Linked DNA regions of Homo sapiens: regions 1 and 3 are each linked to region 2. The links are chromatin contacts, found by Hi-C in ENCODE. All regions are on one chromosome and are shown on one strand. Each heading gives the region's core, a stretch centred on a gene start or an enhancer-like site at or near the end of the contact. The rest is flanking DNA. Distances are from core to core; before and after follow the strand shown.

Region 1 (4,226 bases), core at 571-3,070, 3.4 Mb after region 2:
TGGCAAAAGAGAAGGACATTGGCAGATGGTGCCCCCTGTCAACACTGGCATGAATTAATTCAAAGTCCTGCCTTCCCCTTTTCCCAGCTTTGAAGGTTCAGTCCCCTAGTCCCCAACCACACCTCCCTTTGCTCATCTAACTCCTGCTCCTTCTGCCCATATCAGCTCAAGGCTCCTTCCAACTCTGAAAATGAGATGGGCCCTCGTCTTATGCTCTCATGGTATGGGGAAATTTCCAAGCATAAGACTTTTTCACAGTCCTTAGTTTTATGTATCTCTGGTTATTTTCATGTCCACAGTAAATTATATAAGCTCCATGAGCTTAGGCACTGAGCCTCCCTTTATTGACCATTGAATCTGTGCCCCCAAAACAGTGATTAGCACATAGGAGGCCCTCAATTAATGCTGTTCAATTAAATTAATAAAATTGTAAGTGTTGGTTGAATGTGTGACATTTGTTTGCAGACTGAACAAACAGATCTTGTCTCAATGAAGAAAACAGGCAAAGTGTACCTAGGGTCTGTCCACAGGGCTATGCAGAGCCAACTGTGAGCACTTTCCTTGTACAAGCCGAGGGTGGACACTTTCCTTGGACATCACCCCAAATGCTCACCCTCACCCTGGGATGAGTAGCTGAGCAAGGGTCTTCACCGTAATTATACTTTTTGATCATGAGCATCCATAGGCTCAGCTTTTGTTCCTGCAAAGGTAACAGAATCTGCCTGAAAACAGAGGACCGAAGGACAGCAGACAGAAAGGCTTTGAAGACACCAGGAGACCTGACCTTCAGAGCTGCCTCTCTGTGTGACCTTGGATGCTACCTCCCTGCACTGGGTCTCCATGCTTTCATTTGTAAAAGAAGGAGCTTGAGGTATGTAACATCAAAGTCGTGGCGTTCTGCTGTCAGAAACCCCAGCTGAAGCTGGCTTAAAGTAAAAAAATGGAATATATTGCTCATGAAACTGCAAAGCCATGGATTCAGGGTTGCCTCGATCTAAGATATCAAGCAACGTCATCCAAGCCTGGTTTCTCTTCTCCATCCATCAGTTCTGCTTCCCTTTGTGTTCACTCCACTTGTAGGCAAGTTCCTTCTCTGTGAGGGTCTCTGGCAGCTCCAGGCTTTCATCCCCTCAGCAGAAAAATAAAGAGGCTCTCTCTCAGACCCAGAACTGCAGCTCAGCCATACCTTTTGGGCCGTATACTCATTCATGAGCCAGTCACAGTGGTTACGGGAAATTCTTGGCTCCACATGAATCACAGAAACACCACCCAGAGGCCAAGCTCCATGACAGTAATGAGGAAGCACTCTCAGAATGCTGGGGAGGAGGTACTACACACACTGAAACAAAAATGGCACCCCAGAGTCAGTGATCTTTAAAGACTCTTCTAGCTTTTTTTACCTTGCCGTGACTCTGAGATTTGATACCAGGGAAAGGGAAGGGAGAATAAAGCCATAAACACTCTCTAAACTTAGTCCAACCTCAAATCTTTCAAAAAGCCTAAATGCGGAATAACACTCATCATCCATTCTGAAGGGGGAAACGGGGTGACAGCGGCAGCCCTAGAAAGCAAGTGATGACTTTGACCCTCCAGAAGCCACGGGGTCTGAAAACGAATGACATTTTGATAATGCCACTAAAATGAAACATTTCTATTTCACAAAAAGATGGACAGTCAGTGAGATTCATAAAAAAAGAAAAAAAAGAAAACATTATTAAACTTTCCCTTTCACTGCTTCTTTGTATCTCTGGTTGAAATGGAGCAAGATGCAGGTTGCCATGGTGACGGCTGAATTTTAAATAACAGGGCTCAGGCGCACTGGCTGCTGGCTGTACCGCCCCAGGCAGGAAACGGTTGTGGGGAGAGAGACAGAGGCTGAGTGAGAAAGGAAAGAAAGCTGCTGGGCTCATCCCAGGACACTGTCACTTCTCCAACTTGTTTTCCTTGCACTGAGGGAAAGGTCCAAGAATGACGGACTCTCCAGCTTCTTCATAGAATGAGGGAAGGTGGGAGTCCAGATGCATAAGAACAGAACCTCAGAAGTCACCTTGTCCCTCCCCTACCTGATTCTCTCTTGTGACAAATGGATTTCCCCTACACTTACACCCCTTCCCACGAACAACGGGCCCAGCTCACCCAAGTGTTAGATGGGACACTGGAAGCCTGTCCCTAAGAAAAACGTCCCAAGAGTTAGAGACACAAAGGGCAAGAGCCCAAAGGATTTTTAAGTGAAAGAGGAATTTGCGGTTCAAAGCCCAGAAGCTGTCAATTCACATAGCTGTAGCCACATATTCCAGTTCTGCTCCTCTCTCTAGAACCATCCAAGACTGCAATGGAGAGATTCAGGAAGTGGTGAGTTCTCCATGACTGACATGTTCAAGCCCACATCAGCCAGTGAGGAGCTGCCCGACAGGGGGCTGTTCAAATCGTTTCAGGCTTCAGAGAGTCACGGTCCTGCTGGGGCAGCTCAGAGAATCCATGCGGTAGAAGACCAAGTCTTTCACCCTGCACCCTTCTACGTTCCCAGGCCAGGGAAGAGGGAAACCAGAGGCGGAAGCTGGAGGAACCAGCAGCCGGGGAGCCCAGAACTCCACTGTGATGCGTACACGCTTGTGAGGACTGGCTCTGACAGGAGGTGGTCTCTTCTCCACTGCCTTCACTGCTGGTATGTGTGTGTGTATGTGTGGGGGGGGTATGTATGGCAGGCCCAGGCCAGCGCTGTTTCCCTGCTTTCTTAGATCCTTTTCTCAGAACTTTGGAGTTCCTGACTCTGTGTGAGAAGGCACAGGCAGGTGGCCTGGTGGTGTTAACACTGGGCCACTGTCCCTTCTCTTCCCCTGGCTTCACCACACGCCAAGCAGACCCCAAAAAGGACTTGTGTTCTCAGCCTGCCCTGTCCCTTATCTCCTGGCCAAGGTAGCAGGCAGCCAAGGCCACTCTTTGTTTGTCAGGGAAAAGCTTCTAGATGTTAAATAGTAGTAGTAACAATAATAATAATAAACACATAGATTTTTCCTCATGGCTGGGAAAGTGGCAGGATTACTGAAGCTGAACACGTCTGACACTTCCCCAGAAGCCAGGTGAGCAGAGGCCCCAGGAGAGAAGGGAAGAGCCAAAGAGACAGGGTCCCTGGGCCTGTGACCTGCACCCCTGGGACCTGTCCTGTGCTCCAGGCCTGACAGTCGGCAGTTTGGGACCTGGGATTCCCCATCAGTATTCCCCAGGAAGGTCAGGACCGCTGGGAAAATGACAGCATCTTAAGAAGGAGATAAAAGCCAGGGGAAGAAAAGGGACAGTGGCCCAGTGTTCACACCACCAGGCCACGTGCCTATGCCTTCTCACACAGTCAGGAACTCCAAGGTTCTGAGAAAAGGGTCTAAGAAAGCAGGGAAACAGCACTGGACTGGGCCTGCCATACATACCCCACACACACATACACACACATATACCCCACACACCCATACATACCCCACACACACACCCCACACACACACATCCCACACAAGTACACCATACACACACATGCATGCACACACACCCCTCACACCCCACACACACCCCACACACACATAAACCACACACACACCACATGCACACATACACATACACCCCTCACGCACACCACACACACACACCCCTCACACCTCATACACAAATACACCACACACACCCCACGTACACCCCTCACACCCCACACATACAGACACCACACACACACTGACACCACACACATACACACACCCCTCACACACATACACCACACACACACCCATCACACCCCACACATACATACACCACACACACATACACCTAACACACACACCCTTCACACCCCACACACAGACATACACCACACCCACCCCTCACACCCCACACACACCACACACACAAATACACATGTCTCACACACACACCCCACATACCACACACATACACACACCCCTCACACACACATACACCCCTCACACCTCACACACACATACGCACACCGCACACGCACACCTCTCACACCCCACACACACACACAGACTCCACACACATACACACACACCCCACACACCCCTTACACCCCACATACACATACACCACACACATACCTTACACCCTACACACACGTACACCATACACACACATGTGCACATACACACACCTCACACCCCACACACACACCCTCACACCCCACACACACACCCTCACACCCCACACACACATACACACACAGGCTC
Region 2 (4,060 bases), core at 159-2,658:
GGTAAGTTAAATGTTGTTGAACAGATTTCTTCACTGTCAAGAGTATTCAGAGGAAATGTGCATTGTGAAACTCCAAAAGGGAGGTGTGTGATACATGCATGTCTGTTCCTCCCTCATCACCCCTACTTTTCCTTTTGGGAGCAAAATGCTGCTTGCACTGGGATTTTTTTTATCAGAGCGTTCAGTTCATACCACCCTTTTCTAAACTAGTAGATATGGCTGCTCCCTCAGGGTAGTATGTAGATTAGTTTTATAGGGCCTTTCTATGGGAAAGAAAGGGTTTCAGCAGGGCATGTATAGGAGGGGCTTCTCTGGTGCTTGCATAGTGGCCTTACATGTTTCTTCATACATCTCATGTAACATAATGAAATTTTAAATCCCCATCCTTGGGTATGATCTTTAGCATTAAAATGAGGGAGGGGTAACTTTAAGTTGAACTGCGCAGACAGGACCCTGGAGCAGTCCCTAACCCGCTAAACCAGGGACTTGAGGTTAATGGCTTCTTGGGTCTTTTGTTGCTGATTGGCTGGAAGTTGGGTAAGCTACAGCTTGGGTAAGAGGCTTGTTCCTTCTCCTCTAAACCACAGCAAAACAGGAAACCAGACAGCCTGCCTGTCTCAAAATGACCCAGTGTAGGCAAATCAGGTTCTCCCTCTGAGGAATGTGCCACTTTTAGCAGATGGACACAGAGGTAAAACTTAGGGCCATGAAGCATCACTACTTTATTCCTGCTAAGGGGTTCCCCTTCCTTCCCAGGGCCTAGAGGTTCAGGCCTCCTTCAGTGCTCTGAGCTGCCACATATCCTTCCACAGAATTCCACTCAGGCTTGGTAGCCAGAGATCCTTTGTTTGTAATCAAATCACTCTGAGGACAGCAACTTGCAACACTTCACAAATACATTTGAGGAAGGATTTGTTTTGTTTTTTTGGCAAAATAACCCTCTGAATGGGTTATCTGCAGAACACACGCTGCTCTAGGTAATAATAGAGGTCTTTTGTAACATACTAAGGGGACATAAACTGTCCTGGATGCTTATATTTGCTCATTGAAAATCACCAACTAAGGAACAATAATGCATCCCTCTCTATGTGTTTATGCCATAGAGAGGGTTGATATGGCCTTGCTAGCGATGGTGAAGCCACCACACAAAGGCACTGTATTGGCACTAAAACGATCGAGGGTCACAGGACTCCTACTCTGGGGAGAAATGTAATGTCCTTAGTGAAGCATAGAATTTACCAGGGTGTCATATTTCAAACTGACTGCAAAAGGGAACCTTGAGCTTACCACAAGGCTAGAGCTTCCTGGAGAGCAATTAGGCTGGTTTACAGAGCAATCTCCCTCACTCTAGAAGTGATACCGGACGGGGGGCAGGGAAGTGCTGGGTAGAGAAGGGTGGGGTCCCTGGTGAGGGCTCCACCCTCAGATCTGTGCCCACGGACCTAAATGAGGACAGGCATTTCTGTTTCTGTGCCCAAAATGTTGCCTTTTCGCCCACCACACCCACTATCCTGTGCCCATAAAAACCCTGGACCGTAGCAGGCACACACACAGGCGGCTGGACATTGAGAGGAGCAGAAGAACACACCAGCAGACACCGGCAGGCCAGTGATGGCCGAACAACGTGGATGCCAATTCAGCCAGGGGCATCTGGAGGAGAGTTTGGCCGCTGGGCAGGATCGACTCCAGGGGAAGAGCACCTTCCCACCCCATCCCCCTTCTGGCTCCCCATCCATCTCACTGGGAGCTACCCTCACCACTCAATAAAATCTTGCACTCATTCTCCAAGCCCCCGTGTGATCCGATTTTTCCAGTACACAAGGGAAAGAACCCAGGATACAGAAAGCCCTCTGTCCTTGTGGTAAGGAAGAGGGTCTAATTGAGCTGATTAACACAAGCTACCTGCAGATGGCAAGGCTGAAAGAGCACACTGTAACACACGCCCACTGGGGCTTCAGGAGCTGTGAACACTCAACCCTAGATGTTGCCATGGGGTCGGAGTCCAAAAACACTCCCCACCATCTGCTCATCTGCAAGTTGCCCCTAGGGCTTTGAGCACCAGGGCACTGAAGAAACCGGCCACACCCCTGCCACTACACGCCCTGTGAGGGAGATAAGGGAACTCTCCTGTTTCAGCAGGGTGTGGAGGGATGGGGGAAGGAGCGCTCATAAGTCTCCTCCCAAAGCCTAGCAATGGAGTGGGATGTTGGTATGTATATTTTTAGAGAGAAAAACAGCTTTTAAATTATATTCATTTAAGAAAAGTAAAATACTCTAATGTAGAGGCAAAACAAAGAAATATCCTTTTACAGGAAATGGGGGCTGGGGGACAAGTGAAAAGAAGGAATAGAAAGATGCTAAAAGCACATACCTAAATCATGTTAACTCTATCTTTGTGTTTCTACACAATTTCTGGAATGACAGGTACATGAACAGCAATAGCAGTAATATTCACAATAGTAATAGCAAATATTAATACTATGATTTGGGTCGTATTCTATTTACATTACAAACCATTATCCCCAACTACACAGATGACAAAACTGAGGCATGAAAGTAGATTAACTGTCCACAAGCCTGCCTCTTTAACAAATTAACTTCCCCATAGCTAATTATCTTACCCTAAACTAATTGTCTTCTTCTCTACCACACAAAAACATGCAAACATGATATAACTTAGAGTGATCATAGTGATAAAAGAAAGTTGTATATAGGCATATATATGTATGTATACGTATATATACATACATATATATACATATCCACACATATCCAAAAGGCTGCATGAAGAAGAAGGAATAATACAATGAATAATAAATGGACTGAGGCCCTAAAGGGGCGAGAAATGAGAGATAAAGACAGACTTACAGAACGCTTGGGAATACATCTTTCTCTTAGCCTGGAGGACAGTAAGAAGAGAGAAAATAAATGTTTTGTGGTAGATATTGGCAATTCATGCCCAAAAGCTTTTCTCGGAGAGACATAATGCAAGGCAATGTGGAAAAAAACAAAAAGGATGTTTTTAATCTGTTTATTTTTTTTAGTCTATTGGCCTGGATTAGCACTTTTTTTTCTAAAAACCCATCCATTATCTCTGTAGGATATGGATATTTATCCATGGTAGAAGTTAAATTGATGTTTATGGAGCAAATCAATTGTGTGTGTTTGCACTCTAACTAACAGCTCTTTCCAGCTTTCGCAGGAATATTTTTACAAACTTTACAGTTTCATTATGAACATTCTGTTTATTCAGACTGTGTGAAGATTTCCAATGCATTTGTTCTACTTGTATTCTAAAGTCCTGAAGACTGTTTCAAAATTATAAATCATTTGGGTCCCAAACTCAGATGACGCCAGAGTCTGGGCAAATAGCATAAGTGAATGAAGCAATCTGCATGTAAAAAAAAAAGATATGGCTAGTTTGTTGTGCCTCTTGTGGCCGCTTTTCATAAAGGCATGGGTACAGAATATAATTTAAGGAAAGTTACAGCAAAAGTGCCCTGATAATGACAAACCATCATTGGTCCTAGTCTCAGAGAAATAATAAGGAGGGGGTAGGTATTATCACAAATTGGCAAATTTATGATCATCTAAAGCTGGTAGCTGCTACCCAGACTTACCCATTGTTGCCACATATGAAATGTGATAAAATGTGGTAGATGACAAAAATGACCCTCCCCACTCTTTCTGTATCTAAGCAATGTAATTATGCAGTAACTTCATACTTACTTTTGCATGAAAAAAAGCTAATCCAGGCCAGTAGACTCAATAAGCAGATTATAGAAGGTTGTTTGTTACCCACTGTTAGCATGGTAATAGATAACTGATACAGAAATTCAGATAAGAACCTAAGAAAGTGAAATCTAATTTTTAAAAATCAGCAGCTAATTTTTTTTAATGACATAGCTCAAACACAACCATTTCTATGGATCTGATCCAGACCACAGGCCACTATTTTGCATTCTCCATTCTAATCCCTTCATTTTACAATTAAGAAAAGACATTCAAAGAGATAAGATATATTTTCCAAAGCCAAGTAATTGGACCTCAGCGGTGTTGA
Region 3 (4,295 bases), core at 343-2,842, 3.4 Mb after region 2:
CTAGGAATTCAGAGATGAGAAGAGGGCCCAGGAATGCATCACCAGGAGCCATCCAGTCAGCTCCTCCCCGCATCCCAGGCCTGGCCTCACAGAATCCTGAAGATGAAACATCACCCACTCCACAAGCTAACAGTCCAACAACTCCAAACAACCGGCACGACCCCCAGAGTCCACCTTCTCTCTCTCAAAGAGCTTCTTGTATGGCTGCTTATCTGTTCCAAGGAGTACCATGCATAAGGACAGCAGTATGATTTTAAAAACAACAAATAAAGAGAAGCCAGTTCTGTCCAAAAACCCATTGTTAATAACGGGGATAAAGTGTCAGTAAAGCGCTACACTCAGAAGGGTTTGGGGCAAAATCAAAGCAGAACCAGGGCACACAAATAAAATAAAGGACACTGCACTTTGGGAGGCCGAAGCGGGCGGATCACCTGAGGTCAGGAGTTCAAGACCAGCCTGGCCAACGTGGCGAAACCCTGTCTCTACTAAAAATACAAAAATTAGCCAGGCATTGTGGCGCGCATCTGTAATCCCAGCTACTCTCGAGGCTGAGGCACAAGAATTGCTTGGACCCAGGAGGCGGAGGTTGCAGTGAGCCGAGATCTTACCACTGCCCTCCAGCCCGGGCGACAGGCCGGGAGCAAGACTCCATCTCAAAAAGAAAAAGAAAAAAAAGAAAGAAAGGACACTGAATGTGAAGGTCTCAAATGACAAGAAAATACCGTAATACAATAATTAAACCCATTGAGGCATCAAGAAAGAAAAGTGACACTGTTTGCCAATTAGTATACAAGTCAGGTTCAGTATGTAAAAGATTCTTTTTAAAAAAATAGAAAATTTAAAAAAAATTCTTACTATCCAAAGACAAGATTGAAATTGAGAATAGGAACACAATAAACAAAAAGTAATAGCCATAGTCTTCCAACCCTGAAACCTCCTAAGAGCACCATATTTACTGTCCAATATTTTCATGCTATTGTCACTGCAAGAAAGTTTATGACTTGCTAAATAGAGACCACAGTCTACAACTCCAGGTTTAAAGCATATTATTTTATCATCCATAGAGATTCTAAACCACTTCCTGACCCCACTCTATCCCCCCCCACCCTGAAAATAACAAAAGGTTAAAAATATGTCCCTTTTGAAAATGGAGCCACATCTTTACTAAAGCACTGGAAATATCTCCAAGTCACTGACATTTTTATATTTCTAGACCATGACAAAAGTCTCACCTACTTGATTCTAATGTCATTTCAATATGCCTTAAACATCTTGATTATATCTTTAATGTGCCATTTACTCTGCAATAATCCACTGTACAAAAGCCTGCTGCCTCTCAAACAGAAGATAAGTACATAATAAATCAGCTTGCAATGATTATTTTTTCCCAGCTCATACTCACAGCGAGCTCCTAAAATTTCATTTTATTTTATCATTTCCAATTCAGCCGCTGTTCTCCCCCTCCTCGTTGTGCTACTGTCTCCTGTCCATCCTGTCCACCCTTTGGCATGCCTTCCGGCCCAGGGTTTACCACTCCAATCGGCCCTGCTGGTGCCATCCAGGAAAGGAAGAGCGGTCAAGCGTCTTGGAGAAAGAGCATCTTTCTGGAGAGACTCTTATTTGCTGGGGTAGAGGAAGGCAGCTAAGGCCTATTTGCATATGCTTTTATTCCATTTCCACACCCTGCACGCTAACCCTCTCTGGAAAGTCCCTTCTAGATCCCTCCTCGGCACAGCGAGGGAGGAAGAGGCTGGGCCGGAATGGAAGGTTCCAGCCTGGCAGTGTCAGCTTCTCTCCGCGGAGCTGAGGGGGAAGCCTCCACCTTCCCCATCATGCGTGCAGGGTCTGGACCCCCGGGTCGGGGACCCTCTTGCAGCACGTGTCAGGAGCAGCCTGGTGCTTTGGCCTGCGCGCTCTAGAGCGTTCTGTGCAGGATGCGCCTGCTCCCCTGCAGCCTCCCCCGAGGAAGTTCTGGTCAGGCGCTGGGTCCCCAGGCTTCCTGTCTGTACTCTCCGCAGCCCCGCGGGGAAATCCCGAGAGCTTTATCGGCTGCCCAATGAGCCTGTTGGCTTTTCAAGTGCGCGCAGGCTGAGTTTCAGCCAAAACCTCAATTTAAACGTTAACCAAAAATAAATAAATAACATGTGTGCAGGCATTTAAAAAGAGAGACTGCCTTTGGGGAGAAGATCAGGCAGAAAGCTCCCTTGTTTCATTGCTGCAGATACACGAGGCCTGGATTTGCTCACCCTTTGAACAAAGGGATTCTTTGAACTGTAAACTGACCTGGCAGGCGGAACACTGAGAAATCTTCCTGAGCACCTTTCTCTGGAAATGTGAACATTCAAGGCAGTCTTGTGTGTCAGCTAAAGAGAACAGTCATAGCTAAATTTTAATGGGCACCTACTAGGCACCAGGCACTCTGCTAAATGTATCACGTGCATCATCTTCCCTAATCCCACAGCAATCATCCATAGCAGGTAGCCCGAATTATTATCTCCATTTTGTGATCCCCTTTTACTCATAAGGGAATTTTATCTTTGGTGAGGTTAGGGGGACTTGCCTAAGGTCACACAATTAGTAAGTGTTTCCATGGGTGCCCTTAGCTGCTCCTTTTCCCAAACTGGAAAGAACGTACAAGGCCTTTGGAATGTGCAACTGCAAATTCAAATTCCCAGTCGAGAAAATATAGCTTCCTTTCCTTGGTCACGTGCTCATGGACCGAAAAAGACCAGCTCAAAGGATTTTGCTTCCAGGCAGATGTAGTCACTTTCCTGACCTCCCCTGAAGGTTTTTGTTGCTTATCTTGCTGAGCTCCCAAAAGGTTTGTTTGAACGTCTACTATAGATAACGTTTTTAAAAGCAAATATTTATTGAGCAATTGTTATACACCAGACACTGTTCATAAAAACATGTTCTTATTTAATACTCCTAAGAACCCTAAAAAGCAGATACTATTCTTAGATTAGAAATGAGGAAACCGAGGTTCCAAGAGAGTCGAAACTTGCCAGAGTTCACATAGCTAGAAAATATCAGAGCCAGGATTTGAATTGAGGTTTCCTGTCCCCAAATCTCTGAACCTGGTACACTGCATTACTCTGCCTCTCAAGGGGTCCACATCAAAACTATTTCCTTGTGTGAGATTCTCTCCCATTGGAAGGGAGTTCCTTGGGGGTTTGGGGTGGACCCAGGTATCTGAGTGGGCTCTGGGCATACCTTCAAGCACTCCAGCATCTGCTGAAACCGGGTGGGTTGATGGAAGGGAGGAAGCATAAGGGTGACCAGAAGAGTTAAGGGCACTCTTAACACATCCCATGTTGTATTAAGGAGTAAGCAACCTATTTGTGAAGTTTTTATAAAAGGTTAAAAGCTGCCTAATTCAGTTAGCGACAATTCTGTTTAAAGAAATCCAAAATTATTTGGATCCATGAACTGGGGGCTAGACTCAAATGGAATAAACAGAAGGAACTCAACCCTTGCTGGTTTCTGCTAACAAGTACATTATCCCGTTCCAGTCAGTTAACTCGACTTCGGCATTCCTAAGGGCTCCTTTGTGACACCTGGGGGTCATTAGTATAGTTTTCCAGAAACAGGAAAGTGGATGCTTGGAGCCAGAATTTAAGTAGCTATATGCTATCAGCTGCAAGCACCTCCATCTGCTGCCTTTTGCCTCGGGAGGAATAAACTCTAAAATCTTGAGGCAGGTTTTCAGGGATGATATATGAATTCAGCCTCATCCTTTTACAACCAAAATACGTGTCATTTTTGTTTCATTTTGTTGGGGGGTAGGGTGGAGGAGAGCTTAAACATCATTTATATAACTTATATTACATGCCAGGGAAAGTGCTATGCACTTTACCACCATTATCTCACTTAATGCTGATAAGATGGGTATTCGTCTCTATTTCACAGACAAAAATCCAGAAGACAGACACTCACAGAAATTAAATAAATTCCTAGAGTTAAAAGTCAGTAAAGAAGCCCTGGCACGGTGGCTCACGCCTGTAATCCCAGCACTTTGGGAGGCCGAGGCAGGCGGATCACCTGAGGTCAGGAGTTTGAGACCAGCCTGGCCAATATGGTGAAATCTCGTCTCTACTAAAATTATAAAAATTAGCCGGGTGTGGTGGTGGGTGCCTGTAATCCCAGCTACTCAGGAGGCTGAGGCAGGAGAATCGCTTGAACCTGGGAGGGGGAGGTTGCAGTGAGCCGAGACAGCACCACTGTACTCCAGCCTGGGTGACCACAGCGAGACTCCATCTCAAAAAAAAAAAGATGCTGGAAAGAGAGGAATTGTG

What was found. Hi-C counts contacts between places; a loop is a spot of excess contacts on that map. Pooled maps may share reads with other maps.
Region 1: a loop to region 2 is called in a map with no recorded cell type, with 6 times the contacts of the local background. The contact joins two enhancer-like sites. A Hi-C loop is called at or near these places in 2 of 37 single-sample maps with no recorded cell type and 2 of 50 pooled maps.
Region 3: a loop to region 2 is called in a map with no recorded cell type, with 8 times the contacts of the local background. The contact joins the promoter of MIR3142HG here to the enhancer-like site in region 2. A Hi-C loop is called at or near these places in 2 of 37 single-sample maps with no recorded cell type and 2 of 50 pooled maps.

The regions. Positions count from the first base shown.
Region 1 is chr5:160,504,410-160,508,635 of GRCh38, reverse strand. No RefSeq gene overlaps it. Among named protein-coding and RNA genes, the nearest start is that of MIR146A, 21 kb to the right of the region's middle. RefSeq lists a silencer at 1,778-1,827 and enhancers at 2,400-2,459, 2,941-3,778. Within about 2 kb of position 1,820, at least 7 of the 41 ENCODE cell types and tissues checked have a DNase peak (open chromatin) inside an H3K27ac peak, as active enhancers do.
Region 2 is chr5:163,913,084-163,917,143 of GRCh38, reverse strand. No RefSeq gene overlaps it. Among named protein-coding and RNA genes, the nearest start is that of LINC03000, 380 kb to the left of the region's middle. RefSeq lists a silencer at 564-673 and enhancers at 1,025-1,571, 1,654-1,783. Within about 2 kb of position 1,408, at least 10 of the 41 ENCODE cell types and tissues checked have a DNase peak (open chromatin) inside an H3K27ac peak, as active enhancers do.
Region 3 is chr5:160,465,548-160,469,842 of GRCh38, reverse strand. MIR3142HG (MIR3142 host gene) reads right to left here and starts at 1,592. Exons shown (of 2, transcript NR_132748.1): 1 at 1,403-1,592. RefSeq lists enhancers at 1,488-1,647, 1,678-1,907, 1,375-2,011, 2,012-2,648.